Regions from separate parts of the Homo sapiens genome. Here region 2 is linked to region 1. A link is a loop called in an ENCODE intact Hi-C map of the cell type or tissue named here. Cell type or tissue: gastrocnemius medialis. All regions are shown on one strand. Links, peaks and the distances in the headings refer to the core of each region. The heading gives the core; the rest is flanking DNA.

Region 1 (15,812 bases), core at 7,813-15,812:
CCATGTGGGTAAGCTTACTAGGGGTGTGCCCAAAGGGACCTATGAAACATACTTCCTATAGTGTGCTGCTGCTGAATACCCACTCTAATTTGGCATTTCCTTTGGCCAAGTTATAGAGCAGAGTTTCCAGGGCTGGGGATGCTAATCTTGCCTCTACCTTTTGTCGCTGCCCATTCTTAGGTATATTTCTCCCTTCAGACAGCTACAATGCTTCTCATGGGTTAAGGCAAGGACAGGTCTCCTGCCAGAAAATCCAAGATGTTGGAAAAGCTGGTTGACCACTTCAATCTCAGTTTTTCTAGTGTGGAAACGGTGCTTTGGGGGGAGATTTTTTTATGCACTTGTTGCTGGGCAGAATGGGGTGGGCCTTGCAGATGAGGAAGAATCATCTCCTACGACCTGCTCAGAGTTTTTTTTTTTTTTTTTTTCATTTCTCTGTGGCCCCAGGATGTGTCTCATTCTCATATTTGAGTTCTGGGTTGTTGCTGGCGAAAATCTTCGTGCTGTATATTTGTTTTAGGTTTTCTTTGGGGAGTAGTGAAGCCCGTTTACTTCTACACTGCTATTTTAAAACCTTCTTCCTGGCTTATTCACAAATGAGGTAGCCTCTTCTTCATCCTGCATTGGACTACATGTTTTGAGATACTTTTTTTTGATAATAAAGCATTTACTAACATAATTTGTTTCATCTTTTGCTTAATCAAAGTTATAATATATGCAAATGTTAACTAGACCTTCTGATTAATGTGAGCCATACCATCACTATCACAATGCTAGTTGATATAATGTTCAATCCAAAGAAAAGAGTTTTGATACTTTAATAGGCTGCTGCACTCTCATTTTGGATCATGTAAATTTAAAAATAACCCTAGGTACACAATGACTGTCTTCACAAACTCATAAGAATCTAATTTCATATAGTTGGCAATTACTCCGGTAGTAATTACAGTTGGGTTCTTTCTGGACTCCTGGACTGAGTGTTTGTAGGTTGATTTAGTTGTGTATTATTGAAGGCATATCTTTGGATAAACTGTTTTTTTTTTTTTTTTTTTCAGAGACAAAGTCTTGCTCTGTCACCCCGGCTGGAGTACAGTGGCATGATCATAGCTCACTGCAGCCTCAAACTCCTGGACTCAAGCTATCCTCCCACCACAGTTCCCAAGTAACTAGGACTATAGGCATGCACCACCACCATATCTGGCTTTTTAATTTTTTTTTACTTTTTGTAGAGATGAGGTCTCACTATGCTGTGCAGGCTGGTCTCAAACTCCTGGCCTTAAGCTATCCTCCTGTCTGGGTTTCCCAAAGTGCTGGCATTATAAGCATGAGCCACTGTGTTTGACTAATAAACTGTTTTGAGACGGAAGGAGTGAAGATGGCTGAATAGGAACAGCTCCGGTATGCAACTCCCAGCGTGATTGACACAGAAGACAGGTGATTTCTGCATTTCCAACAGAGGTACCTGGTTCATATCACTGGGATTGGTTGGACAATGGGTGCAGCCCAGGGAGGGCGAGCAGAAGCAGGGCTGGGTGTCGCCTCACCCAGGAAGTGCAAAGGGTTGGCGGATTTCCCTTTCCTAGCCAAGGGAAGCTGTGACAGACTACCTGGAAAAACAGGACACTCCCACCCAAATACTGCACTTTTCCCAAGGTCTTAGCAACTGGCAGACAAGGAGATTCTCTCCCGTGCCTGGCTCAGCCGGTCCCATGCCCACAGTTCCTTGCTCACTGCTAGTGCAGCAGTCTGAGATCGAACTGCGAGGTGGCAGCCTGGCTGGGGGAGGGGCGTCTGCCATTGCTGAAGCTTGAGTAGGTAAACAAAGTGGCCAGCAAGCTCAAACTGGGTGGAGCCCACCGCAGCTCAACAAGGCCTACTGCCTCTAGACTCCACCTCTGTGGGCAGGGCATAACTGAACAAAAGGCAGCAGACAACTTCTGCAGACAAATGTCCCTGTCTGACAGCTCTGAAGAGAGCAGTGGTTCTCCCAGCACAGTGTTTGAGCTCTGAGAATGGACAGACTGCCTCCTCAAGTGGGTCCCTGACCCCCATGTAGCCTAACTGGGAGACACCTCCCAGTAGGAGCTGACAGACACCTCATATAGGCAGCTGCCCCTCTGGGACAAAGCTTCCAGAGAAAGGACTGGGCAGCAATATTTGCTGTTCTGCAATATTTGCTGATCTGCAGCCTCCGCTGGTGATACCCAGGCAAACAGGGTCTGGCAAACTCCAACAGACCTGTAGCTGAGGGACCTGACTATTAGAAGGAAAACTAACAAACAGAAAAGAATAGCATCAACATCAACAAAAAGGTCATCTACACCAAAACCCCATCTGTAGGTCACCAACATCAAAGACCAAAGGTAGATAAAACCACAAAGATGGGGAGAAACCAGAGTAGAAAAGCTGAAAAATTCTAAAAATCAGAACGCCTCTTCTCCTCTAGAGGATCGCAGCTCCTCGCCACCAACGGAACAAAGCTGGATGGAGAATGACTTTGATGAGTTGACAGAAGTAGGCTTCAGAAGGTTAGTAATAACAAACTTCTCCGAGCTAAGGGAGGATGTTCGAACCCATTGCAAGGAAGCTAAAAACCTTGAAAAATGGTTAGATGAATGGCTAAGTAGAATAAACAGTGTAGAGAAGACCTTAAATGACGTGATGAAGCTGAAAACCATGGCACGAGAACTTTGTGACACATGCACAAGCTTCAATAGCCGATTTGATCAAGTGGAAGAAAGGGTATCAGTGATTGAAGATCAAATTGATGAAATAAAGTGAGAAGACAAGGTTATAGAAAAAACAGTAAAAAGAAATGAACAAAGCCTCCAAGAAATATGGGACTATGTGAAATGACCAAATCTACATTTGACTGGTGTACCTGAAAGTGATGGGGAGAATGGAACCAAGTTGGAAAACACTCTTCAGGATATTATCCAGGAGAACTTCCCCAACCTAGCAAGGCAGGCCAACATTCAAATTCAGGAAATACAGAGAACACCACAAAGATACTCCTCTAGAAGAGGAACCCCAAGACACAATTGTTAGATTCACCACGGTTGAAATGAAGGAAAAAGTGTTAAGGGCAGCCAGAGAGAAAGGTCAAGTTACCCACAAAGGGAAGCCCATTAGACTAACAGTGGATCTCTTGGCAGAAACCCAAGAAGCCAGAAGAGAGTGGGGGCCAATATTCAACATTGTTAAGGAAAAGAATTTTCAATCCGGAATTTCATATCCAGCCAAACTAAGCTTCGTAAGTGAAGGAGAAATAAAATCCTTTACAGACAAGCAAATGCTGAGAGATTTTGTCACCCCCAGGCCTGCCTTACAAGAGCTCCTGAAGGAAGCAGTAAACATGGAAAGAAACAACTGGTACCAGCCACTGTGAAAACATGCCAAATTGTAAAGACCATTGATGCTATCAAGAAATTGCCTCAATTAACAGGCAAAATAACCAGCTCACATCATAATGACAGGATCAAATTCACACATAACAATATTAACCTTAAATGTAATGGGCTAAATGCCCCAATTAAAAGACACAGACTGGCAAATTGGATCAAGAGTCAAGACCCATCAGTGTGCTGTATTCAGGAGACCCATCTCACATGCAAAGATGCACATAGGCTCAAAATAAAGGGATGGAGGAAGATCTACCAAGCAAATGGAAAGAAAAAAAAAGCAGGGATTGCAATCCTAGTCTCTGATAAAACAGAGTTTAAACCAACAGAGATCAAAAGAGACAAAGAAGGCATAATGGTAAAGGGATCAATTCAACAAGAAGAGCTAACTATCCTAAATATATATGCACCCAAGACAGGAGCACCCAGATTCATAAAGCAAGTCCTTACAGACCTACAAAGAGACTTAGACTCCCACACAATAATAATGGGAGACTTTAACACCCCTACTGTCAATATTAGACAGATCAATGCGACAGAATGTCAACAAGGATATCCAGGACTTGAACTCAGCTCTGCAACAAGCAGACCTAATAGACAGCTACAGAACTCTCCACTGCAAATCAACAGAATATACATTCTTCTTAGCACCACATTGCATTTTCTAAAATTGACCACATAATTGGAACTAAAGCACTCCTCAGCAAATGTAAAAGAACAGAAATCACAACAAACTGTCTCTCAGACCACAGTGCCATCAAATTAGAACTCAGGATTAAGAAACTCACTCAAATGCAAAAATAGGAAGCATTCCCTTTGAAAACCGGCACAAGACAAGGATTCCCTTTCTCACCACTCCTATTCAACATACTGTTGGAAGTTCTGGCCATGGCCAGGGCAATCAGGCAAGGGAAAGAAATAAAGAGTATTCAATTAGGAAATGAGGAAGTCAAATTGTCCCTGTTTGCAGACGACATGATTGTAATGGGTGCAGCACACCAACATGGCACATGTATACATATGTAACAAACCTGCACATTGTGCACATGTACCCTAGAACTTAAAGTGTAATAAAAAAATTTATATATATATATATATATATATATATATATATATATGAAAGAAAACCCCATCGTCTCAGCCCAAAATCTCCTTAAGCTGATGAGCAACTTCAGCAAAGTCTCAGGATACAAAATCAATGTGCATAAATCACAAGCATTCCTATACATCATTAACAGACAAACAGAGAGCCAAACCGTGAGTGAACTTCCATTCACAATTGCTACAAAGAGAATAAAATACCTAGTAATCCAACTTACAAGGGATGTGAAAGATCTCTTCAAGGAGAACTACAAACCACTGCTCAATGAAATAAAAGAGGACACAAACAAATGGAAGAATATGACATGCTCATGGATAGGAAGAATCAATATTGTGAAAATGGCCATACTGCCCAAAGTAATTTATAGATTCAATGCCATCCCCATCAACCTGCAAATTGACTTTCTTCACAGAATTGGAAAAAAATACTTTAAAGTTCATATGGAACCAAAAAAGAGCCCACATTGCCAAGATAATCCTAAGCCAAAAGAACAAAGCTGGAGGCATCATGCTACCTGACTTCAAACTATACTACAAGGCTACAGTGACCAAAACAGCATGGTACTGGTACCAAAACAGAGATATAGACCAATGGAACAGAACAGAGGCCTCAGAAATAACACCACACATCTACAACCATCTGATCTTTCACAAATCTGACAAAAACAAGAAATGGGGAAAGGATTCCCTATTTAATAAATGATGCTGGGAAAACTGGCTAGCCATATGTAGAAATCCGAAACTGGATCCCTTCCTTACACCTTATTCAAAAATTAATTCAAGATGGATTAAAGACTGAAATGTTAGACTTAAAACCATAAAAACCCTAGAAGAAAACCCAGGCAATACCATTCAGGACATAGGCATAGGCAAGGACATGATGACTAAAACACCAAAAGCAATGGCAACAAAAACCAAAATTGACAAATGGGATCTTATTAAACCAAAGAGCTTCTGCACACCAAAAGAAACTACCATCAGAGTGAACAGGCAACCTACAGAGTGGGAGAAAATTTTTGCAATCTACCCATCTGACAAAGGGCTAATATCCAGAATCTACAAAGAGCTCAAACAAATTTACAAGAAAAAAACAAACAACCCCATCAAAAAGTGGGCAAAGGATATGAACAGACACTTCTCAAAAGAAGACATTTATGCAGCCAACAGACACACGAAAAAACGCTCATCATCACTGGCCATCAGAGAAATGCAAATCAAAACCACAATGTGATACCATCTCATGCCAGTTAGAATGGCAATCATTAAAGTCAGGAAACAACAGATGCTGGAGAGGCTGTGGAGAAATAGGAACACTTTTACACTGTTGGTAGGAGTGTAAATTAGTTCAACCATTGTGGAAGACAATGTGGCGATTCCTCAAGGATCTAGAACTAGAATTACTGTTTGACCCAGCAATCCCATTACTGGGTATATACCCAAAGAATTATAAATCATGCTGCTATAAAGACACATGCACATGTATGTTTATTGCAGCACTATTCACAATAGCAAAGACTTGGAACCAACCCAAATGTCCATCAATGATAGACTGGATTAAGAAAATGTGGCACATATACACCATGGAATACTATGCAGCCATAAAAAAGGATGAGTTCGTGTCCTTTGCAGGGACATGGATGAAGCTGGAAACCATCATTCTGAGCAAACTATCACAAGAACAGAAAAAAAACACTGTATGTTCTCTCTAATAGGTGGGCATTGAACAATGAGATCACTTGGACACAGGGCAGGGAACATCCACACACCAGGGCCTGTTGGGGGGTAGGGGGATGGGGGAGGGATAGCATTAGGAGAAATCCCTAATATAAATGATGAGTTGATGGGTGCAGCAAACCAACATGGCACATGTTTACCTGTGTATCAAACCTGAATGTGGTGCACATGTACCCTAGAACTCAAAGTATAATAAGAAAAAAATAAACTGTTTTGATAAAAATTTCTCTTTGGTTCACATTTACTTATGCATATTTAAAAGAAACTCATTTATTGTTCATGAGTGTGGAGCTTATATGTGCTCAAGATGATGTACTATGGTTTTTATATATCTTGAATCTCATCAATCCTATAAAAAGTTTCATTCCCTTTGTTATGTAAGAAAATTGAGGCCTATGAGGATAATACAGATAGCAGATTGTGAACTCTAAATTTGAGACAAGATTTGTTTGATGCCTTTTTTGGCAAGCCACATTTTCTTTCCAGAAACAGGCCCAAATCAGTAGAAGATGAAAAGGAGAAAGAAGAGAATGAAACCAATTTCTTTGTGAGTCTGGGTAATTTATTACATTTCGTGTATATTTAATTACATAGCAGCAGTGATGTTTACTCATATGCTCACTTTGAGAGCTTGCATTTGGAAACTTGGTCACATAAATATCAAAGAAATAGATTGGTGGTGCACTAAAGTAAAGATCTATGAATTACTATATCTACCTTCCAGACCATCCTTTTGGTCCTGGTGACCATGAAGCATTTTAGTAAGATTGCTGTTACTTTTAGTGCTATGTGTATCCCTACAGTATCCCATGATTCATTCAAATAAACAAATGAACAAACAAGCAAACAAACAAAGGACAAAGAATATATTAGGACGCTTATTCTTTTTTTTTTTTTTTTTTGAGGTGGAGTCTCACTTTGTCACTCAGGCTGGAGTGTAGTGGTGTGATCTTGTCTCACTTCAACCTCCACCTCCTGGGTTTAAGCGATTCTCCTGCGTCAGCCTCCCAAGTCACTGGGACTAAAAGTGTGCACCACCACGTCTGGCTAATTTTTTTTTTGTATTTTTAGTGGAAATGGGGTTTCATCATGTCAGCTAGGCTAGTCTCAAACTCCTGACCTCAAGTGATTCTCCTGCTTTGGCCTCCCAAAGTGCTGGGTTTACAGGCATGAGCCACCACATCCAGCCAGGATGCTTATTGTTTTGTACTTTGAATTATAAAATAATAAAAGCTAACAAAATAAAATTAAGTAATTATATTTTTAAAAAATCAGAAATACATTCATTAATGTATTAAAACTATAAAACTAGTGGAAAGTAAAATTCTTAGTCCCACCTTTTTCTATTCATTCTGTTTCCATCTCTTCACCTAGTTTCCTTCCCACATTAATCTTCAGATAAGAATTTTTATTAGTTTCTTTGTGTATCCTATGAGAGTTTTTTCATGCAAATGCAAACAAATAGAATATATATTCTTATTCTCCTCCCTTCTTTTAACCCAAAATGCTATACTGTTCTGCACCTTTTTTTTTCACCTCTAGAGTATATTTTGTAGATCTTTCCATATCAGTGCATAGAGTGTTTCTTCCATTTATTTAGCTGAATAATATTCCATTTAATGTGTGTACATACTGTCGTTGGGTGCAGTGGCTCACGCCTATAATCCTAGCACGTTGTCAGGCCAAGACAGGTGGATTGCCTGAGCTCAGGAGAGCAAGACCAGCCTGGGTGACATGGTGAAACCCTGTCTCTCCTAAAAATACAAAAAAAATTAGCCAGGCATGGTGGCGCATGCCTGTAGTCCCAATTACTTGGGAGGCTGAGGCACAAGAATAGCTTGAACCCAGGATGTGGAAGTTACAGTGAGCCAAGATGGCGCCACTATACTCCAACCTTGGCAACAAAGCAAGTCTCACAAAAAAAACAAAAAAAGTGTGTATATGCTATACATTATTTAACCAATCCATCATTGATGACTATTCGGATTGTTTCACTGTTTTTTTTTGTTTGTTTGTTTGTTTTTGAGACGGAGTCTCACTTTGTTGCCCGGGCTAGAGTGCAGTGGTGCAATCTCAGCTCACTGCAACCTCCACCTCCCAGGTTCAAGCGATTCTACTGCCTCAGCCTCTCAAGTAGCTGGGACTATGGTGCATACCACCATGCCCGACTAATATTTGTATTTTTAGTAGAGACAGGGTTTCACTATGTTGGTCAGGCTGGTCTCGAACTCCTGACCTCAGGTGATCCACCCACCTTGGCCTCCCAAAGTGGTGGGATTACCGCTGTGAGCCACTGCGCCCGGCCCAATTTTTTGTTTGTTTGTTTGTTTGTTTGAGCCATGTTCTTACTTTGTTGCCCAGGCTGGAATGCAGTGGCACGATCATGGCTTACTGATGCCTCAATCTCTTGGGCTCATGTGACCCTCCCACCTCAGCCTCCTGAGTAGCTGGGACCAGAGGCATGCACCACCATGCATGGATAATTTTTAAAATTTTCTTGTAGATATGGGGTCTTGCCATGTTGCTCAGGGTGGTCTTGAATTCCTGGCCTCAAGCAATCCTGCTGCCTTGGCCTCCCAAAGTGCTGGGATTATAGGAGCAAGCCACTGTGCCCAGCTGGATTGTTTATGATAATTTGCATACTAGTTCATATTTATTGGAGTAAGCTCACTATATTCTGGGCATGATGCTATAATTGTTGTATTTGGATTATCTCATTTAATATAATACCCCTAGGGGTCAGATAATATGATTTCCACCTTTCAGATATGAAAACAGAAAGTCAGAGAGATGAACAAACCTGCCCAAGATTTGAACCCAGATTATCTGTTTTCAGAGCACATATTTGTATAAATGAAACACAAATTAGAGGCCCACAGCACTTTGGAAGGCCAAGGCAAGAGGTTCACTTGAACTCAGCAGTGTGAGGCCAACCTGGGCAACATGATGAAACCTTAGCTCTACAAAACATATAAAAATTAGCTGAACATGGTGGCATGTGCCTGTGGTCCCTGCTACTCAAGGGACGGCTAAGGTGGGAGGATCACCTGAGCTCAGGAGGTTGAGGCTGCAGTGAGCTGTGGTCACACCACTGCACTCCAGCCTGGGTGACAGAGCAAGACCCTGTCTCAAAAAAATAAAAAAATAAAAAAAACAAAACAAAAGAAATACAAATTAGTACTCATTTTGGTTTTAGAAAAATTTTCCTCCTAAGAAGTTTCTAGTTAGGTATTTGTGAATATTCTTCCCTGGTTACTAAGATTTTTTTTCACAAACATTTTAAGAGGTTGCACAATTCAGGATTTTACTTCTTTTTTTTTTTTTTTTTGAGACAGAGTCCCTCCCTGTCACCCAGGCTGGAGTGCAGTGGCACGATTTCGGCTCACTGCAGCCTCTGCCTCCAGGGTTCAAGCAGCTGTCCGACCTCAGCCTCCTGAGTAGCTGGGATTACAGGCATGTGCTACAGGTGTGCTACCACACCTAGCTAATTTTTGTATTTTTAGTAGAGATGGGGTTTTGCCATGTTGGCCAGGATGGTCTCGAACTCCTGACCTTGTGATCCACCCGCCTAGGATTTTACTTTTTTTAACCACATTGTTTATTCTTTCTTGGCCTGTGGAATATTTAACGATGAATCTGATATTAAAACATATCTGTTTAAAGATTGTTTAAAGAATTATAGCTTAAAATTAAGGGGTGGCCTGACATTTTCTGAGTGATTGATTTTTATTTTAGGTCTATTGCATGCTGAGCTCTTGGTATGAAAACAAAAACAACTTTCCGTTTAGGCACCACAAGTTTGAAGTGTAGATCAAATAAATGACCTTGTCCTTTTTTACCCTTCCTCCACAGGACTTTACATAAGGCAGTTACAGAACCACTGAAATCTTTGTATTTTATGTCTTCCTTCTCAGAGCTGTTTGACTTAATTCAAATTTAAACCAAATGAAATGTATCTTGTACTTGCAGGCTACTGCTACAATGTGCATTGCAATAACTGAAAAACCCAGATGCCATTCAGAAACCCAAACAAATCTGGGCCTTCTCCTAAATTTAGCAAATGCCTGTCGCTATTAAAAACCATAACGACAAAACTTCTTATCTCCTCGTGATTGTAATTTGATTCTTGCCATTTGCAGCCATCGGGGTCACCAGGGCAAAAGCTTGTCCAGTGTGGAAAAGTACAACGGCACCTGTCCAGAAGTCTGTCCAGAAGGGAAGTGTGAAACCTTGTATTTCCTAATCTATTTAAACCTTAAACAACTTTCCTATGAAGAACCGGATGCCAACAGAGAGTATTAATCTAGTGGCCTCACTTTAAATTAATGCACAGATCACAGCATTTAATGCAGTGCTTCCAGCAGAGATGGGCAGCATCTTATTATGTGTAATGATAAAGCATTTAATAATCATCATTTTACTGAAATCTTCCTTTGAATAAGGCATTGCTTGGCAGCCATTTTTCATTCTCAAACTGTTCACAGTGTGACACTTTAAATGGAAAAAGCAACACCACCTGGAGTACTTATTAGCTTAACAAGCACTTGCCTGGGAGCCTAGGAAGATTCACTGTGTTTCACTCCCTCCTGAGTGGTTTAACTCCAGAGCTTAATGGTATTCTTTGACTCTAGGGCCTGGAGCAGTCTGCCACTAGGGGATGCTCTTGCTTCTTCACTCCAACTCCTGGCCGGTTCAATTCTGACCTTATCAGCCTCAATACAAGAGAGGAGGAAAAAGGAGGCTTTTACTCTTCCCCAGTGAGTTTGTTCCTCTGAAACCCCCAGAGTCAGCTAAATCTGTTGGAACAATTCAGAGCAAAATGAAATGACTAGTAAATGAAATAGCTTCGTTAAAATGTTTTCAAATATCTCCCTGTGGTGAACCAGAATTGCTTCCTGATATCATCGGTGGAGTAATAGTTTCATTAGGGTTTGGGGATGTTAACAGTGTTTGAAGAGCTGCCAAGGGAGGTGAGGGCAAATGGGGAAGAGCTGGTGTCACAGGAGATGAGGAGAGGGCTGTGCCCTTATTGACCCTTCCCCAGTCTGGCAGAAATCTGCTTTATCCTTCTACTGATTTAGCTTTGGCTCAGACACCATTTATTTGCCAAAGCATGCCCATATACCAGTTTTGGGGTTTGTTAGAAATAAAAGTCCAGGGGGTCACATGAACTTGAGAAATTCTGGGTTGAAAAAGTTAAAAAAGTTTTACTTGTTACAGAACTTTCAGAACATTTAATTTACAATGCACTGTGCTTTGCAAATCCAAGCTGGGCATTTGCTGGGAGTAATTGTTGACTGGGTTCTTCATCTTGAAATTCTCCTGAATTGGCTTGATGTTGCACTGTTTTGGTTTTTCTTCTTTTTCTGTAACCTCTCCTTTTTGGGACTTTTTTTCTTCTTACTCCTGAACAGGGGCATTTCTTGTGGTTTTATGGTTCATTATGTTCAGTCTCTAGAAGATTCACTGAAGTCCATGATTTTAGTTAGATACCTCCATGCTAGCAGCTCCACCCATGTCCCCCTCCAAGAGACATAGGTGAAGCCTGTCTCTTCCCAAAGAGACCTCCATTATATGTTGGATGCTTTCCCCAAAGTAAAAATGTCCCCTCTCCAAAACCATCTCTTCCTTTTTGACTTCTAATTTTCTTCCTCCTTTAAATTTTTCTTAAATTCTTTCAATTCTCTGAGTCAATCAGACTTGAAACCATATTTAATCACTAAACCCTGTGAATTCTTCTGCCTTTTTTGTCTTTCCTTTTTTTTTTTTTTTTTTCCTGGGACAACGTCTTGCTCTGTTGCTCAGGCTGGAATGCAGTGGTGCCATCTTGGCTCACTGCGACCTCTGCCTCCCAGGTTCAAGTGATTCTCCTACCTCAGCCTCCCAAGTAGCTGGAATTACAGTTGTCCACCATGTTGTCCAGGGGTTGTCACCATGTTGGCCAGGCTGGTCTTGAAATCCTGACCTCTCCAGTGATTCACCTGCCTCGGCCTCCCAAAGTGCTGGGATTACAGGTGTGAGCCATCGTGCCCAGCCCCTTCTTTTTTTGTTGTTTCTGTTTTTGTTTTTGTTTTTGAAACAAGGCATTGCTCTGTCACCCAGGCTGGAGTGCAGTGACCTGCTCATAACTCACTGCAGCCTCAACCTTCTGGGCCACCTCAGCTTTCTGAGTAGTTGAGACTACAGGCATGTGCCATCATGCCCAGCTAATTTTTGTGTTTTTTGTAGAGACAGCTGTGTCAATCCCTTTTTAAATGAGGCCTTGATCCCCTTGTCTAAACTACTGAAATAAATTCCAAGTCACGCTTCCTGCTTCCTTTCCTTACCTATTCTATGTAGGCTGCACACAGCTACTGTTTCAATCAATCTAAAACACTGCTTTGATTCTTTCTTAAAAACTTCCAGTGGGTGAATTCTCAGTGACTCATTGTGTGAATAAAGTCCATACAACTTATGCTAGCAGTAAAACTTCCCACAGTGTTGCTCCCACCTGCATTTAAAGCCTTTGTGCTAATGGTTCCTCCATTAAAATTGCAGACAGAAGAAATGCTCTTGTGATGTTACAGATATGAAGGTAGGAGTGTGCAAGGCAATTGGGGAAAGGAAGTTTCTGTAACCCTTTCAGAATTGAATGATCTATGGGATACCTGAGCTGAACAATTCAAGTTCTAAATTACTATAAATATATCCAAATCATCCTCTAGATTAAGGATATTCTGTAAATGGGCTAATACGGTCCTTTATAGCATGTAAAGAACAAAAATAAGGAAGGATATAGCTTAAGGCTTCTACCTGTCAAAGCTGATAGCCTATCATATTACACATTTTAGAAAATATTGATCAAATTCAGGATGAAAAAATTAATACATGCATGTATATATAAATAAAAAGCTACTGTAGCAGATGCTGTTGGTACCCTACCCATATTCCTTCATCGCTCGCCTCTAAATGACAAAGGTAAACACCTGCAAATATTGCAAATGCTACAATTCCCTGCTTGAAAACCTTTACTTATGGCTGCAGGCGTGTGCTTAGCTTGCCCCCAGGGCAAGCTGGTAGTGCCAGAGAGCCAATGGGTTCAGAAGCTACCTTCATCATCAGCGATGGGTTTCCTTACCCCTTAATTGGACTAACTCTTTTTTTTTTTTTTTTTTTGGGGGACAGGCTCTCGCTCTGTCACCCAGGCTGCTCTTCAGCAGTGCAGTCTCTTCAGTGGTGCAATCTCACTTCACTGCTGCCTCTGCCTCCTGGGTTCCGGTGATTCTCGTGCCTCAGCCTCCTGAGTAGTTGGGATTACAGGCATGAACCACCATAACTGGCTTTTTTTTTTTTTTGTATTTTTAGTAGAGATGGGGCTTCACCATCATGGCTAGGCTGGTCTTGAACTCCTGACCTCAAGTGATCCACCCACCTCAGCCTCCCAAAGTGCTGGGATCACAGGTGTGAACCACCACACCTGGCTGGACTAACTCTTAATTGCAGAGTTCGTGTGCAATGTCTTTCAGAGTTCCTCATTAGAACTGAACTCAAATTGCCCACTGGAGTCTCTTGCTTGATAAAACACCCTTTATTGACTTTCTTTTCTCCCCAATCTCACTTTCCCACTTCCAGTGGTGCTTTCTAAGATTATCTCTTAAAACAAAAACAAAAACAAACTACTTGCAATTGAATTCTTGTTTCTGAATCTACTTCTGGGGGAACCCAAACTAAGAGAGCCGCTGAAATGGAATTGTATATTGAGAATTTAAGATGAGTCTATGGCATCTGGAATTTATGCAGTTGGAGCTGAATAAAAAATATTTCTTTCAGGAGTCAGGATCTTTGTCTCTGTGACAAAATTTCTTCCACACAAATCACTAAAGCTTTGAACAAAAGATGCGGAAGCTTTGTCTCTGGAAACCACCATTAATTTATGAGGGGAGGATAGGGGTTGTCTTTATTATTCCAGTGCTTTGGATATAGGAAGAAAAAGTCATTAAAGCTAGAAAATCTTCACTAATGGAATGTTTACTTATAAAATTATTCTTAACTCAAATTTTCTTTCCCGCTTAACATTTATTCTACCTCACTCATAATGCACTAGCAGCTAGTGTTAGAATATTTGGTCCAACAATACAAATAAAACTGTAGCTCAATTTTTTTTTTTTTTTTTTTTTTGAGATGGAATCTCACTCTGTCTCCCAGGCTGGAGTGCAGTGGTGCGATCTCAGCTCACTGCAACCTCCGCCTCCTGGGTTCAAGTGATTCTTCTCTCTCAGCCTCCTGAGTAGCTGGGACTACAAGTGCATGCTACCATGCCTGGCTAATTTTTTTGTGTTTTTAGTAGAGACGGGGTTTCACTGTATTGTCCAGGCTGGTCTCGAACTCCTGACCTCTTGGTCCGCTCGCCTTGGCCTCCCAAAGTGCTGGGATTACAGGCATGAGCCACCGCGCCTGGCCAACTGTAGCTCAGTTTCAATAGGAAATCTAAAATCTTGCAAAATAAGCAGCATTTTATTAAATGTATGAAGGTGATGTTGGGGACTTGCTAGAATCAATGCAAAGCTATGGGAAAATAAAGACCTGGTAGAATAAGACAAGATAAAAAGCAAAGGAGAGAAAATGGATGTGGATAATGACCCTGAGAAGAACTTTCCAACACAGTGATCTGATTATCAAAGGATTAAGTGAAGTTCTTGAGAAAATTAGTGATGTCCTCAAATATGTTTACAAAAATTGATATTCTTTCTGATTATTCTGTGAAAGTTAAGCATGAAGGGATGACTATTGGGTTGTATTAGGCTGTACTTTGGGGAAAAATTCTACTCCAGAACATTCTATTTAGATTTTGAGTGACAGAACTGCATTTAAATATTTTCTTTCATAAAATATTTAATCTCAAAGTCTGGCATATAACACCTTTTAAGAGAATCATGAAAACATCCACTTAGTTTAGTAGATTGAAACAAGAAGGAGGCTCATCCCTTGCCTTACAGAGTCTCCTTTGGTTGAAAATCACTTAAACATTGAACTGAGAACATTTGCTGTGTTTCCTGATTTATAGATATGTTTCTAAGAAACATATCTATAACTTCCAAACAGTCCCAGCTGGCTGTAGCTAAGGCTGTGTAATTGATAAGATGCATCTGGTTTCAAGGCACAGATTAAGTACAAGGTCAGGCTCTTGCTGTCGTTGGAGAATCCGGTTGGGGTAGGAGCTAAATCTCAGGACCACTTGCTCTATATATGAGTGCCAAGATAATCTAGAGCAGGGAGAGGCAGAGAGGCAGGCAGCCTGCTGGGCTCTTCCTGCTGTTGAAAACTTACCCGGCCCTTACAGAGGAAATCTTCCTCCTCTCTTCTGCCCTGAATGTTTTCCCAAACATGAAGGTAAGACAATAAATTCATTACTTTTGTAAATGAAGCTATCTTTTCAAATGAACGGGGGTAATATAAATGTAATTTAAACGAAGAGGTGTAATACCTAACTGAAAGACATCAAATAAATAGAAGGCCAGAGGAAAATACAGAAGAAAAAGACCTGGGGGTGATGTTTAGAAATCCTTATTTAAACATATTTAACAGTTCAGCCAAAGT
Region 2 (15,812 bases), core at 3,420-11,419, 85 kb after region 1:
GACATTCAGACATTGCAACTGCATTTGTTAGCGGTTATTACAGAGTTAATTTCTACCCTGGATGGGAGGACACATTTGAACATGCTAGGCCTGGATGCAGACCCTGAGACAAAAGGTTGAACAAGTAATTCATTTGGAAGGAAATACCTCAGTATCCTTCCAATAATTTCTCCTCTTAGCTTAAGCTAGTATGGAGTTAGATTCCTACCGCTTATGTATCACCATGCCCCCTTCCTAAATAATACAGAGGATATGGTCAGCATTATCACATATCATCAGAGATTGAGGTTTGAAAGAAAGGAAATGAGTAGATGTAACTAAGAGGTTTGAGAAAGGAATTTCAGCAGAGTTATTGAAGGAGAAGTCAAGGAGAGGAGAAGGAGAGGAGCAGTGAATGTTGTCGTGAAGAGGTGTTGTCTTGAAATACTGTATTTTTTTCCTCCTTTTCTTTTCTGAACATTCTTGTGCTGACCTTTCCTCTAGTCCAACAGAGGCATTCACAATTGCCTGTGGAGAATTAGGATTGTCGCAGCAGGTCAGCAAGGAGAAAGTCATTTTTAAGATTAAATTTTTAAAAATGTTTTGAAACTTCCAAAATAAGTTCTTGAACACCTATGGAGAGGCTTTGAGGAAAGTTAAGGGAATGATTTTATACCACAAAAATAAATGGAAAAAGAATAAAGACTGTGAGAATTCCATCTTCCTGCCCTTTCCTGTGCCTCAGATCAGGTGAGGGTCATCTGGGTTAGAAGGGGATAGAGCCTTGGAGGAGGCAGAGGGCAGAAAGCATTGCTGAGATTAGAGTCATTTGGCCCTCAGAAGGAACAGACAAAGAGAAGGAAATTGGCTGGTGCATTAATCATCACTAGCTTCAGGGAGCTATGTGGAGGCCAAGGCACATCCTACAGATCATCGCTTACCACTCATGAGGACGCTACAAGTTACCTGGGCAGAGAAGGTGCCTGAGAATATTTCCTAATCGTTTTGAGAAGTGCCTTCCTGTGACATCTTATGTATTTCCTAATTGATCAAAAGTAGTGCTGCTTCTCTAAGCCCTGAGATTTAATGAGCCCCATTCAAACTGTTATTAATGTAACCTTCTTTCCCAGTGCAGGATGACTTGTAATCACCTTGAAAGAGAAGGAGGGTTCTTCGTATTCAGGTAGGGTATGGTAGGGATGTGGAGTGCCAAGCAGGAAATCTGACAAGTGACCCCCGGAACTTTGGATTACCTAGCAACTAGCCAGGTAACTGGCTAATCTGATTGAGGGTTGCCCTCTTTGCTGGGCAGATCATGGCTAATCTCAGCTTCACATGAGTCTTGTGAACCATCTAGTTGTTTTGTAACTGCTAAGAGCTGCAAGTGCTGAGCAGCTGGTTTATACAGCATTCCCTGAAACAGCCTAGTATGTGTCCATTTATGTGCCCGGCTTATTATGTGTCCACTTATGTGTCCAATTAGTAATCACTTTTTCTTTCGGTCAAGGTATGTGTATTAATCAATATTTTTTGAACCCGTCCTGTCTCAGTCTGTTTTATGCTGTTATAACAGAATATCACCAACTGGGTAATTTATAATGAGCATAAATTTATTTGGCTGCTGGTTCTGAAGGCTGGGAAGTCCATGAGCATGGTGCTGGCATCTGGCAGGGCCTTCATGCTGCATCATCCTATGGCAAAACGTGGAAGGGCAAGAGAGAGCAAGAGGAAGCAGGGGCTGAACTCGTTTTTATAACAAAAGCACCCTCATGATAACTAACCCATTCCCGTTACAACAACACAATCCATTCATAGCAGCAGAGACCTCATGTCCTAATCACTTCTTATGAAGGCTTGCCTCCCAACACGTGCATTGGAGGTTAAGTTTCCAACACATGAACTTTGGGAAACACATGCAAACCACGGCACCATGGTTTATCATTATTCTGTATTTTCTTTATGTTCCTATTCACATTTCTTATACACACATACTCACCCACCACAGGCATTTGGATTATTTGGAGATAATACACACATACTCACACATAATACACACAAACTTACTCACTTATACACACATACTCACCCACCACAGGCATTTGGATTATTTTCACAGCATAATAGCTAGTGGAAGTGGTCATCATCATAAACTTGAAGAAAACTTAAGATATTGCATACTTTGGGCACAAGATGAAGTGGGTATTCAGGGGTATCCAATACTTCTCTTTCTCTTCTCTGAAGTAGAGCGGATAGACAAAGAAGAGAAGAGAAAAGAAAAGGGGAGGCAGGAGAGATAGAAAGAGAGAGATAAATTGGGCCATTCTTAGTATGGGATTGGCAGAACTGAGTAGCCATACCAGTCCACTGAGATTTTTCTTCCTTGATGGACTAGTTAAAGCGTACTCAATACTTGTGTTAGAAACAGAATGGCTTGTTTCTTTCTCAGAACACTAAGCCAGAAAAGCGACATCAGTAGGAGGCAATTTCCATTAATGTCTGAGAAAACAGGTTTATGCCTGCCTTTCAATTACCTTGGACTTTCAGGCCATTCACACATTTGTGGACGAGAAAGCTGATGCCATGATAGGAGCCCCTGCTGTGACAACCAAAGCACCTACAATTTGTCTTTTTATTTATTCCTGTCAGGCTGTGAAGGCAAAGCTCTAGATTTACATTCAAGATATCAATCACATAGAAAAATTTGCTTCCTCAGCCAGGGGTTAACAAGACCAGATGGAAAGACTGCCGTTGTTTGAAAGGGGTGGGCTGGAGGTGAGAAGGTGGGCAAGAGAAGAAAACATGAAAATGTTCTTTTCAATTCATAGGCTGAGGACAATTTCCTGTGAAAAGACAAACATAGGAACTGCTCTGTTATCACTGTTATTTCCATGCATCTCTATGAGAGGAGACTTGCACTGAATTCCAGGGAAGGGGACTTAGTTATACGGCAGATCAATGATGTCCAAGACAGAGAAACATTGACTGAAAAACGAAGCACATGCGATGTTGGCTTGAGGGTCTATTACAAAATAATCAGCTGCCCTAGTCAACTGGGAACACAGAGAGGTCAAGGAATTTTCAGCAACAGTAAAATATAATTTTCTTATTAAAGAAAAAGTTTTGCCTGGCATCCCTAAGAGAAAATGGATTAACATGAAAGGCTTAGGATTGGTGTATCATTAGGCCATATACAACCCACGTGTGCATTATGACAGTATTTAATAAGGGGCCACAACTGAACTCTAAGTCCAGAAACTCTTTTTTGCACAGGTAGCACCAAGAGCAACTCCTGAAGTCAGGCATTATATAAAGCTGTATTCAAGCCCACTGACTGGACCCCCTTGTGACCCTATAGAATTAAGCAGCTTTGGTATGATGATAATGAGCCTTCCAAAGTATCTTGAGTCTCTTAATAATGTAATGATTGGCTGTTTAGCATGGACATGGGCACAGATTCATTAAATGTGGCAGAGAAAGGCACTTTTGAGGAAATCTGGTTCCCAAATCCCCTATAGCTTGGTGAAAATAGTGACTTATCCTCATTGCTCAGTACACTGGCTGTATATGCTCAATAAAATGTCCATTTTACAGTCACTTTCCACAGTCTCACAGCTAGTTAGCAGAAAGTCTAGTCTTAAAAAATCTCTTTATCTCCCAGAGTAGAGCTCATCCTGTTTCACTCTAGCACTGGCCCCTTTACTGTCTTGTAGACCTTGCGGATATTGTATGCTAGTCGTGTCTTGCCAGACAGCAGCATAGTTAAATGAGTCGTGTAGGGGTGGTTTCTTGCTATAGCTAGAGTGCTAGTATTATGAAATGTCAGCATAGACTTAAATAGGCAAGACATTTCTTTTGTTCCATGAGTAGTATGATCCTCCTAATTATCTTCCTTCCTTGTTTTGAATATAGATGGAGGTTTCCTGTAACCTTCCCTGTGGAGCATTGATTGAGGGTAGGGAAGTTGAAAATTGTGGTAGACAAGGAGCCAGAAGGCTTAAGGAGGAAGCTTAGCAATTACTGAGATCTAAACAATGTTGACAAATAGGCCTAAGTTTTGGAAAAGTTGATCTTGGGACTTTGGCTTATGAAGAGACTGCTAGTCCTGCTTCTAACAGTGGAGGTGACTGGAGCTAACAGTTCTTTTGGATGTATACTGGGAATTATAATCTTGCAATAAACATTCTTTCCAATTTAGATGGGAGAAAGGAGGGGACTGTCTTAGTTGGTTCAGGTCTCTATAACAGAATACCACAGACTGGGTGGCTTAAACAACATTTATTTTTCACAGTTCTGTAGGCTGGAAAGTCCAAGATGACAAATTTAGTGTCTATCAGGGGCCTGCTTCCTAGTTTGCAGATGGCCACCTTTTCTCTGTGTCCTCACATGGTGGACAAAGAGGGAGCTCTGGTCTCTTACTCTCCTTATCAGGGCACTAACATCATCAAAAGGGCCCCACCCTCATGACCTCATCTATACCTAATATCCCCCAAAGAATCTACCTCCAAATACCATTGCATTGGGAATTAAAGCTTTAACATATGAATGGGTGGGGTGACACAAATATTCAGTCTGTAGTAGAGACTGTGAACTGGTGTGATTTTTTGGGTGAAACTGTTGCTTCATTCAGTGGGTTTCTGAGGAATTTTGCTTCAAAAGCTTGCCCTTTGGCAATCCTGGCAAGTAATGCAAAGAGATCAAACTAAATTTATAAATCAGATATATTGTGTCTGCAGATGCTGGGGAGACACTTTTCTCTCATATTGAAATAGCAGTGCCTCAAAGATCTAATACAGGAGCTCAGCAACGTAGGCTGGAATTACCATCTCTTCTGAGACAGAACACTGGTCCTCAATCTTCAGATGTGTAATGCAAAGACTTGAATACCAGAAAAGAGCAATGTTAACATTTAAAGCTAAAACTTCAGTAGTGCTTATCATGTGCCAGTAAATGCTGCTAGTTGCCTAGTTCCTTGCTTCTTATGAGTGGTTGATCAGAAATATCCAATGCAGATATTTCGTTTATCTCTATTACCAGTTCATGCCATGGTGTGTAAGTGCTTTCTTTACTACTGGAAATAGAGTCATTAGCATCTTTAAACTCAGATCCAAATCAGAAAACTTGTCCTTGAAATTCTGTTTCTCTAGAACCACTCTCAGTACATAAATCTTTATTAGGGTTCTTCAGAAAAACAGAACCAGTCGGATAGATATAGATATATGATATCATATATATCCTAAAGGATATATATATATAAAATATATATTTATATAATTTATTAAGTTTTTAATATTTTCTATTTTTGTCCTCATTGTCTTGAGCATATGGAGCACATTTTTAATAGCATTACAAGTTTTAATATATTAATTCAATCAATTTTGGCATTTATGGGTCCATTTCAATTATTTTTAAAAAGTTTCTTTTGGTTAATATTATTTCTTTTTTGAATGACTTACAATTTTTTGACAAATTTTACATTGTTTCATGCTGGATTTGATCCTAATGCACAGCTAACTTACGTAGAATAGGTTAAATCTTTTAGTGCAATCAAAAGCTACCATTAATCTAGAGTTTATATTATGTCCTTCCATTCTGGTTGGTACGAAATGATCCCTCCTTATGTGAATTTTAGGAATTGTTAGGCTTTCTGGTTTCTGGTACTTCTCTCCCTCACTTGTACACAGCTCAGCTTCCAGTCAGCACTCAGCATAGATCAGCAACGGTCCCACTCTGCTGAGCTCCAGAGCTCTCATTCCTCCTTGTGCAGCTCCTTTGTCTCAGGCAATTTACTCTATAAATTCTAATGCCTTGACTCCCCAAACTGAGGTTTTAGTTCTTCAATTCAGTGAAGCCAATGGACACTGTTTGAAATCCACCTACCTGTGCAGTGGCCTGGAAATCGCCACCGGGAAGTAAGCCGTGGCAAGTCTAAGTCTCACCTCATTTGTTTCCCTTCTCTTGGGGGTCATAATCCTTCAATGACTTTTGTCAAATGTTTAAAAACCATTGACTTTCATTTTTTTCCAGTTGATTAAGGTGGAAGAGGAAATCTAATTCCTGTCACTCCATAATGGTCAAAAGCAGAAATTTCTTAAATATAATAGCATTTAAAATAAGCCTCTCATTCAAGTCCAGACATGAACTGCATGGCGGTCTGCTTCACAAAAGTGGAATGCAACATCACTGAGGGTATTTTTTTTTATTTGTTTATTTTTGAGACAGTTTTGCTCTGTCACCCAGGTTGGAATGCAGTGGTGTCATCATGGCTCACTGCAGCCTCGACCTCCTGGGCTCCGGTGATTTTCTCACCTCAGCCTCCTGAGTAGCTGGGACTATGGGTGCGTGCCACCATGGCCAGCTAACTTTTTAAATTTTTGGTGGAGATGGGGGTCTCATTATGTTGTCTAGGTTGGCCTTGAACTCCTGGGCTCCAGCAGTCCTCCCGTCTTGGCCTCCCAAAAGGCTAGGATTATAGGTGTGAGCCACCGCCCCCGGCTTCTGAGGGTATTTTCTTATTTCCATGCTGTGCAATTTTGGGAACAAGCACCTATCTTGGGAAAGAAGCAGCTTCATTTTATTATCCTAGTCATTTAAGCTTAAATTCTCAGTTTTCTTTGATTCACCCCTTTAAATCTTCCAAGCAAAATTATCTCTGTCATTTCTTTTTTCTTTTTCCTTTTTTTTTTTTGAGATAGAGTTTTGTTCTTGTTGCCCAGGCTGGAGAGCAATGGTGCAATCTCGGCTCACTGCAACCTGTGCCTCCCTGGTTCAAGTGATTCTCCTGCCTCAGCCTCCTGAGTAACTGGGATTATTACAGGCATGTGTCACCATGCCTGGCTAATTTTGTATTTTTAGTAGACATAGGGTTTCTCCATGTTGGCCAGGCTGGTCTCAAACTCCTGACCTCAGGTGATCCGCCTGCCTCTGTCTCCCAAAGTGCTGGGATTACAGGTGTGAGCCACTGTGCCTGGCCACCTCTGTCATTTCTTTATATATTTCCTTAGTCTAAAAACCTATCAGCTAGTGTCTGATTTACCAGTTTATCTACTCTGTTAATCATGTCCTACAGCGCTGATTTTATCATTTTACTATATTGATCAAGAACCCCTTTTAGTTGCCCACTGTCTTCTGAATAAAGATTAACTCAATTTGTCATTCAACGTTTGGTCCCTTTGCTATTTGGTCATCTTTATCTCTTAATAAAACTTTTCTGCTATTGTCGAAAGGGCTTCATTCTGTCCTCTGTTGAATGTAACAGATCAGGAAACTGCCACCATCAAGCCCTGCCCACAGGCCTATCTGCCCCATCCACAGGGCAGGCACATTCCCACTGTTTCAACCCTGAGCACAGCCTCTGAGGATTGGATAATGAATGGTTTTCTTATGATTCCACTGGAAGCAGAGTAAAGGTAGATTCAAACACCCGCTATTCTCTTTGAAAAATTGAAAAAGTCCTAGTTAACCTGTACTGCAGGCTAATAAGCAGTTTCCCAGGCTCTCCATCTCCAAGATAGAGCCTCTTTTGACCACTGTGCAGTTAAGAAAGTTCTAGGGTATTGACTATTTTAATCCTCAGACCCAGAATATTTGGAGGTAGTGGTAGGTAATGTAAGAGAAGGGATTTCTTATCTTGTGTTTTTCAGTGGCTCCCAAATTGAAAAAGAAGCTATGAGTCACATATATTTGGAAAGTTATATTCCCCAAATTTATCTTGCCTTTAGGATAACCACATAACTCAATAAATAAAATCCAGGACAGTTCATCCAGAAGGAATACAAATAAGTAAGGATGTTTTTGTTGGATAAAGAAAGTCTGACAAAGTAGAGGTAGAAAGCAAGTGTCCTTTTTTCAGGTCATGACTTGGTGATTTTTTACACACACAGACACACACATGTACACACACACACAAACACACACACACATACATTCTTGTAATGAATTCCACTGTCCCTCCCTCATGTTCCTCGACTCTGTCACATTTTCTGCTTGTCATGGTTTAAGGGATACCAGCAATGCATAAGAAAGAGAAATCTGAAGAAATGATAATTCCCAGGCTGCAGCTACATAAAACTGTTATCAGAAAGTTTTTCTCTGCCAGGCTCCTGATGAGCTCACAGGTTACTAGCCCTTCTAATTGACTACGCATTCTCTATTTCTATACTCAGGAAATCTGAAGGATGATGGTGGGGTTGGAGACTAACTCAAGTAAGAGTAAAAACCATTAGAAAACTTTGCTCTAATTTTAGAGCCTGGTGAGTGCTTCAGAAGTGCCTCTTTCTGTACTTTATCCTTTGAAACAGTGGCAGTAACTGGGACAACTCCAGTTGAGCAATTTCTCTGGCTTCTTTCACTGGAAGCCTATTTGTTTCTTCCTGTCTGTGATCTTTGTTCTTCTTTTTTTCTGGTAAAACTGCCTCCATGGCAGGGTCAGCCAAACTAAACAGGCCTGATTTACCAGCAGAACACTGGCTTCCACTGTTGGGTTAAAGGGCAGAGTTCTGAGTAGCAAAATAATATGATTCAGAGTTCTTCAAAGCAGTGCTTAGCCACTAGGCAGTCCATGAACATTACAAAATCTCCATCCTAAAGTAAACAAAAATTGAAAAATGATTATATGTGCAACTAATAGTGAGAAAAACAACAGGAGTGAGACTAAAAGAAATCTGTAATTTCTTCAAGAATACTTGAACATGCTTTTCCTCTACAACTCTATTTCCCTGAGACTCTCAAGTAGACTGTATTAGTCCCTTCTCACACTGCTATGAAGAAATACCCAAGACTGGGTAATTTATAAAGGAAAGAGGTTTAATTGGCTCACAGCTCTGCATGGCTGGGAAGGATTCAGAAAACTTACAATCGTGGTGGAAGGGGAAGAAAACACATTCTTCTTCACATGGCAGCCGGAGAAAGAAGTGCTGAGAAAAGCGGGAAAAGCCCCTTATAAAACCATCACATCTCATAAGAACTCACTTACTATCATGAGAACAGCATGAGGGTCATTACCCCCATAAGAACTCACTCGCTATCATGAGAACAGCATGAGGGTCGTTGCCCCCATCATTCATTTAGCTCCCATCAGGTCCCTCCCATGATGTGAGGATTATGGGAACTACAATTCAAGATGAGATTTGGGTGAGGACACAGCCAAGCCGTATTATTCTACCCCTGGCCTGTCCCAAATCTCATGTCCTCACATAAAATACAATCATATCTTTCCAACAGTCCTATCAAGTCTTAACTCATTCCAGCATTAGCTCAAAAGTCCAAGTCCAAAGTCTCATCTGAGACAAGGCAAGTCCCTTCTGCCTATAAGCCTGTAAAATCAAAAGCAATTTAGCTACTTTGTAGATACAATGGAGGTACAGGCATTGGGTAAATACACCCATTCAAAATGAGAGAAATTGACCAAAACAAAGAGGCTACAGGCCCCATGCAAATCTGAAATCCAATAGGGCAGTCATTAAAACTTAAGGTTTCAAAATCATCTTCTTTGACTCCATGTCTCACATTCAGGGCATGCTGATGCAAGAGGTGGGCTCCCATGGCCTTAGGCTGCTCTGCCTCTGTGGCTTTGTGGGGTACAGCCCCCCTTCCTGGCTGCTTTTATGGGCTGACATTGAGTGTCTGCAGCTTTTCCAGGTGCATGGTGCAAGATGTTAGTGGATCTACCATTCTGGGGTTTGGAGGACAGTGGCCCTCTTTTCACAGCTCCACTAGGCAGTACCCCAGTGGGGACTCTGTATGGGGGCTCTGACCTCACATTTCCCTTCTGCACTGCCCTAGCAGAGATTCTTCATGAGAGCTTTGCCCCTGAAGCAAACTTCTGCCTGGACATCCAGGTATTTCCATACATCCTCTGAAATCGAGGCAGAGGTTCCCAAACCTTAATTCTTGACATCTGTTGACCTGCAAGCCCAACACCACATGTAAGCCACCAAGGCTTGGGGCTTGCACACTCTGAAGCAACGACCTGAGCTGTACATTGGCCCCTTTTAGCCATGGTTGGAGCTGAAGCAGCTGGGATGCAGGGAACCCTGTCTTGAGGCTGCACAGAGCAGGGTGGCCCTGGGCCCTGTCCATGAAACCATTTTTCCCTCCTACGCCTCCAGGTCTGTGATGGAAGGGGCTGCCATGAAGGTCTCTGATATGTCCTGGAGACATATTCCCCATTGTCTTGGTGATTAAAATTCAGCTCCTTTTTACTTATGCAAATTTCTGCAGCCAGCTTGAATTTCTTCCCAGAAAATAGGATTTCCTTTTCTATCGCATCATCAGGCTGCAAATTTTCCAAACTTTATGTTCTGCTTTTTATTGAATGCTTTGCCACTTAGAAATTTCTTCCTCCAGATACCGTAAATAATCTCTCTCAAGTTCAAAGTTTCACAGATCTCTAGGTCAGGGGCAAAATGCTGCCAGTATCTGCATAGCAAGAGTCACCTTTGCTCCAGTTCCCAACAAGTTCCTCATCTCCATCTGAGACCACCTCAGCCTGGACTTCATTACCCATATCACTGGTCAGCATTTTAGTCAAAGCCATTTAACAAGTCTCTAGGAAGTTCCAAACTTTCCCACATTTTCCTGTCTTCTTCTGAGCCCTCTAAACTGTTCTAACCTCTGCCTTTTACCCAGTTCCAAAGTCGCTTTCCCATTTTTAGGTATCTTTACAACAGCAACCCACTCTCTGCAGTACAAATTTACTGTATTAGTCCCTTCACATGCTGCTGTGAAGAAATACCCAAGGCCGGGTAATTTATAAAGGAAAAAGGTTTAATCGACTCACAGTTCTGCATGGCTGAAAAGGCCTCAGGAAACTTACAATTACCACGGGAGGGGAAGCAAAAACGTCCTTCTTCACAAGGCAGCAGGAGAGAGAAGCGCTGAGCAAAGGGAGAAAAGCTTCTTATAAAACCGTAAGATCTTGTGAGAACTCACTCACTGTCACAAGAACAGCATGAGGGTAACTGCGCCATCATTCAATTACTTTCCACTGGGTCCCTCCCATGACATGTGGGGATTATGGGAACTATAATTCAAGATGATATTTGTGTGAGGACACAGCCAAACCATATCAGGGACTTTCTCACTTGAGTAACCTGCCTGTGTTTGAACTATAGAAATGAACCACAGAGGGCCCTGGGGGACTGACTGGGAAGAGAAGTATCAAGGAGGACTAGTGACAACTCTCTGAGGGGGAATGGTAGGAATATTTGTTGGGGATGAAAAAGAGATCTAAATGTGTCTCCTGTTACAAAGCCTGACTGTGGTGTACTGTATGTTATGAGAGCAAGTAAGAAGACTTTGATGGGGTCTGGCAAGAGAAACAACTATGAAACAGGCAGAGCAGGAGCAGCAGATGCTGAGCTGAGGTCTCCTGAATTAGAGGGGCCACCTCATCTTCAGTCTCCTATGAAGGGCAGCAATATTCACAGGGCCAGGAATATGGCCACATGGGGCTGAGATCATCAGCTGGGTTTATATACCAACCATTGAGTTTATGCTAATATTTGTGATTATAATGATAAATTTGCTAATATCATAATATTTATATTGCATAGTTAACAATATAAATATTGATTAAACAATGATTCTGTGCCGGGCTTCTAAATGCTTTACTTGGGCTATAGTATGAATGTTTGTGTTTCTCCCTAATTCATTTGTTGAAACCTAGTGCCCAAGGTGATGGTATTAAGAGATGGAGCCTTTGGAAGTTGATTAGGTTCCACCCTCATGAATGGGATTAGTGCCCTTATAATAGAGGCCTGAGGAAGTTTGTCTGCCTCTTCCACCATGTGAGGACACAGCGAGAAGGAACACAGAAAGAAGGAACATATGAAGAATGAGCCCTCACCGACACCAAATCTACTGGCACCTTGATCTTGGACTTCTCAGTCCCAGAACTGTAAACATAAATTCTGTGGCTTGCAGATTACTAAGATATTTTGTCTCAGCATCCTGAATGGACTAACATATTTAGTCAGATAATAATAATCAAATTATTATCCTGATCTTACAGTTGTGGAAATTGAAGTACAGAGAGGTTAAGTGGTTTTTCGAAGTCAAATGGCTAGTAAGTGGTGGAACCAGGATTTGTGAGAAAGAGAGTCTTAGAACAAGGTGAATCTAAGATAAGGGTTTAGACAGTTAAAGGTTTCAGAGGCAATGTGTGTTTTGTGTGGCCATTCTACCTACTTTCGATCAATCAATCTATGAGAAAGGCCCTATGCTGCATGCCAGGAAGGGGGCTGTGGTGGAGATATACAAATACCCAACAAATTCCTATGTGAGTGAATTTACACTCCTGTCGAGGATGTCCTATAGTTCTGTAGTGGCTCAACCCAAATTCTATTAATACTTTTTGCCCTACATTCTGAAACTGTCCTGTGAAATACCATAATTACTAGCTATACATGACTATTTAAATTTCTGTTAATTAAAATTAATTAAATATTAGGTTTGATTTTTAAAAATTGATAAATAATAAAATAATTAAAATTAGATAAAATTAAAAATTGAATTCCTCAACTACCTACATTTCAAATGCTCAGTTGATACACATGGCTAGTGACTACCATGTTGGTCACTAAAGAAAGAAAAAATGATTTCCATCGTTGCAGAAGTTATATTGGATAGCACTATTTCACAACGTCATTTGACTTAAAATAATCTGCCAAAAGAGGTCAACTAAACCCATGTCTTTTGCCTTCTTTTTTTTTGCTCTGTTTCACATATGTTGTGCTTGGGAATAGCTTCTGACTCCACTAAGAAGTTAATGAAAGCCATTACCCAGAAAATGCACCTATGCGATTCTATACAGAAATTCGTATACAACTTTGCTAGGATCATGGACTCTCTGTGTAACAGTTACCTACTGGTGCCTAGCAAATTACCTCAAAACCCAGTGGCTTAAAACACTAAAGTTTTATTATCTCACACAGTTTCATGGTTCAGGAATTTGGGAATAGCTTGGTTAATGATTCTGGTTAAAGATTCTCATTAGATTTTGCTTGAATTGCTAGATTTTGCTAATAAAAATACAAGATGCTCAGCTAAATTTGAATTCATGATAAACAAGAAATAGTTTTTTAGTGTAATATATAACTAGGATATATTTTTACCAAAAAATTCAACATTTATCTGAAATTCAAATTTAGCTGGGCAGGTGTATTTTATCTCACACTCCTAGGTTTCAGTCAATGTGTGAGTGAGCTGGGGTTTCAGTCGTCTGTAGACTAATGGGCTCTTGGGTCCATTCCGGAGATGATTCACTTACACGCCTTGCAGCTCAGTGCTCATTGTTTGCAGGAGTTTTTTGCTACCTGGACCTCTCCACAGGGCTGCTTGAGTGTCCTTAGGACACATCAGCTAGCTTCTTCCAGAATGAATGAATCAAGAGAATGCACTATTACTTATGACCTTGTCTTCCAAGTCATAGTCCATCATTTCTGAAATATTGTATTGGTTGCACAGGTCAGTTTTATTCATTGTAGGAGGGGACTTCCCAGGGGCATGAATACCAGGAAGCAGGAATCACTGGGGCTATCTGGGAGGCTGGCTCCATTTCTTGGAATTTATACATAGATTTTATAGAATATGAGCACCCTGAAGGCACAATTTTTCTATTTTCCCTCCCTGTTGTAGTTCCAGTGGCTATAACAATGCCTTATAAAACTGTAGGCATTCAATAAATATTTGTTAAATGAATAAAGAAATGGACTCCTAGTCCATAATCTCTTACCCAAAAGATTCTACTGCTCCCTAGGTTTTGTAGAAACAAAGATGTTTCCCCAAACAGCTTGGAGATGAAGATATTAGAATATAAGTAATAAAAATTTGCACGGACATTCTAAAGTAATATATTAATAATGGTGCTAATAAATGATCATGATGGTGCTTTTAAATGAGTGCCAGTATCTGTGTTAGAAACTTCTTTTTAGGGCTGGGGGCAGTGGCTTATGCCTGTAATCTCAGCACTTTGGGAGGCCACGGCAGATGGATCACCTGAGGTCAGGAGTTCAAGACCAGCCTGACCAACATGGTGAAACCCTGTTTCTACTAAAATATACAAAAATTAGCTAGGTGTGTGGTGGTGGGCCCCTGTAATCCCAGCTACTCAGGTGGCTGGGGCAGGAGAATTGCTTGAATCTGGGAGGTGGAGGTTGCAGTAAGCCGAGATCGCACCATTGCATTCCAGTCTGGGTGACGGAGAGAGACTCTGTCTCAAAAAAAAAAAAAAAAAAGAAACTTGTTTTTAGGTATGTAATTTCATGTATGTAACCTTTCACTTATGCATTGTGAAAAACAAGAAAGAATAATAATCCAGATACTATGAAGAAATGAACGCACTCACACACACACACACACGTGCTTGTGTGCGTGCATATGCACTGTTGTTCTGGGATAAAAGTAGAAAGGAAATGATGATATTTAATAGAATGCCAGACAGGTTCTTTTGTAGAAAAGTACCTGGCATACTCTTGACACATAAATTACAACCTGGGAGAGAATAGGCAGGTTAAAGTTTATCATAAGACTGATTTTAAAAAGAGGAGTGTGGGTAGTAATTCAAAGCTGGCAAAGATCTGAGAGGAAAGGGCTACATGCGGAAAATAACAGTGGACCTCTTTTTAGTGGCAGCAGAATTATGTGGGTCAAATTCTGCCGCTTTTTGATATCTGCTGGGACTTACTTTCTCAAGACAGAGGGCTAACCTAGGCAAAGCCATGTGGCTGTCACGATCCAAATCACAGGTTATCCCTGAAGTGAACTTGTGGGATTTGCTTTTTGCTAATGGAAGCCACCAAGGAGATTCTAGAGAGGAAGAAATATACCACCACTTCTATATCCCCATCGTAGGCAGCATCTCTTTCCTCAAGATGCTCCAAGTTTGTGAGGTAATAGGATGAAGACAGGAGTCAGATATAGGAAAAGCCAGCAGTTTATTTCTTGATGGCTTACAGAGGAATGCTTGTCTCTTTACACCTTCTCAGGAGGGTTTGCAAAGCAGCCTCAGCTGCTCTCTGGACACTAATACACGGATCTTGACGAAGTGCTTGGAGTCCTGAAATGGCAAGAATAGCAAATAAGTGGAGGAGGAGAGTCAGAGCCCAGCAAGAAGGGCAAACCAAGCCAAGGCCCAACTTTTTAGCACTGAGGGTCAGACCCAAGTGGGGCTCAGGTCCTCATGCTCACATTTTATCCTAAAAGGTAGGATGTGGAACTACAAGAAATGATTTTAACATTGAAATAAGGGAAGAGAAGGCCCTGACCTTGTGATCAGTAGGTTTAGGCAATTGGAAAATCGTAGTCTATTGGTGTTTCTGATGCCTGCAAAGGGCTGGAGCTGGAGATTGCTTTGTACCCTGGAGAAATTCTAGTGTCTAGAGAGCATCAGAGACAATAATTGGTACTAAGATTTTCAAGTTCTGGGCTGACGTGGAACTTAGAACAGCAATATTTTCTCTTTTCCTAAGAATGTAACAATATGCTGGGAAGAAACTAGGTTGGTACTCACGTGTGGTCAGTTGTTCTCTGTCTAGTAACTCCACATATTGGCTGGTCAAATTGAGAACAACGGCATCTAAAGTTAATAGGAGACCATGTTACTGATTTCATTATAGAGGAAGAAGCCATGAAAAGTATAGCAGGTTAGACTCTGCACCTGGTGAGAAGGTAAATGGTAGGCTGGTGAATGAGCAAACTATATGACTTCCTTTGCACCCCCTAGAATGATGTCAGGGTGACTTCTATTGGGTCCCGAGTGCCATGTCTGCAAGTAGTCACTTATCCAGAGTATTTGGCAGAGTTCACACAATGATCTTCTAAGGAGGCTAGTTGTT

The links. A loop is a pair of places that touch in the nucleus more often than their neighbours do. Peaks named below come from ENCODE experiments on the same cell type or tissue, not always from the same donor. Only the 100,000 strongest peaks of a DNase experiment are listed, where the experiment ranks them.
Region 2: it touches region 1 in a loop (3-fold over the local background); 8 of 110 quality-filtered maps call a loop at or near these places.

The regions. Positions count from the first base shown.
Region 1 is chr5:40,894,012-40,909,823 of GRCh38, forward strand. It overlaps C7 (complement C7), which reads left to right and starts at 15,486. Exons shown (of 18, transcript NM_000587.4): 1 at 15,486-15,605. The coding sequence starts at 15,600. RefSeq lists an enhancer at 1,726-2,375. In gastrocnemius medialis, for the core only: a CTCF peak has its summit at 10,884 (motif pointing right); a DNase peak (open chromatin) is centred at 10,901; H3K27ac peaks cover 1,275 bases.
Region 2 is chr5:40,983,125-40,998,936 of GRCh38, forward strand. C7 (complement C7) reads left to right here. Exons shown (of 18, transcript NM_000587.4): 18 at 1-1,519. MROH2B (maestro heat like repeat family member 2B) reads right to left here. Exons shown (of 42, transcript NM_173489.5): 41 at 15,488-15,553; 42 at 14,896-15,034. The coding sequence ends at 14,928. Among named protein-coding and RNA genes, the nearest start is that of MROH2B, 80 kb to the right of the region's middle. In gastrocnemius medialis, for the core only: no CTCF peak of the experiment used is centred there; a DNase peak (open chromatin) is centred at 8,407; H3K27ac peaks cover 1,954 bases.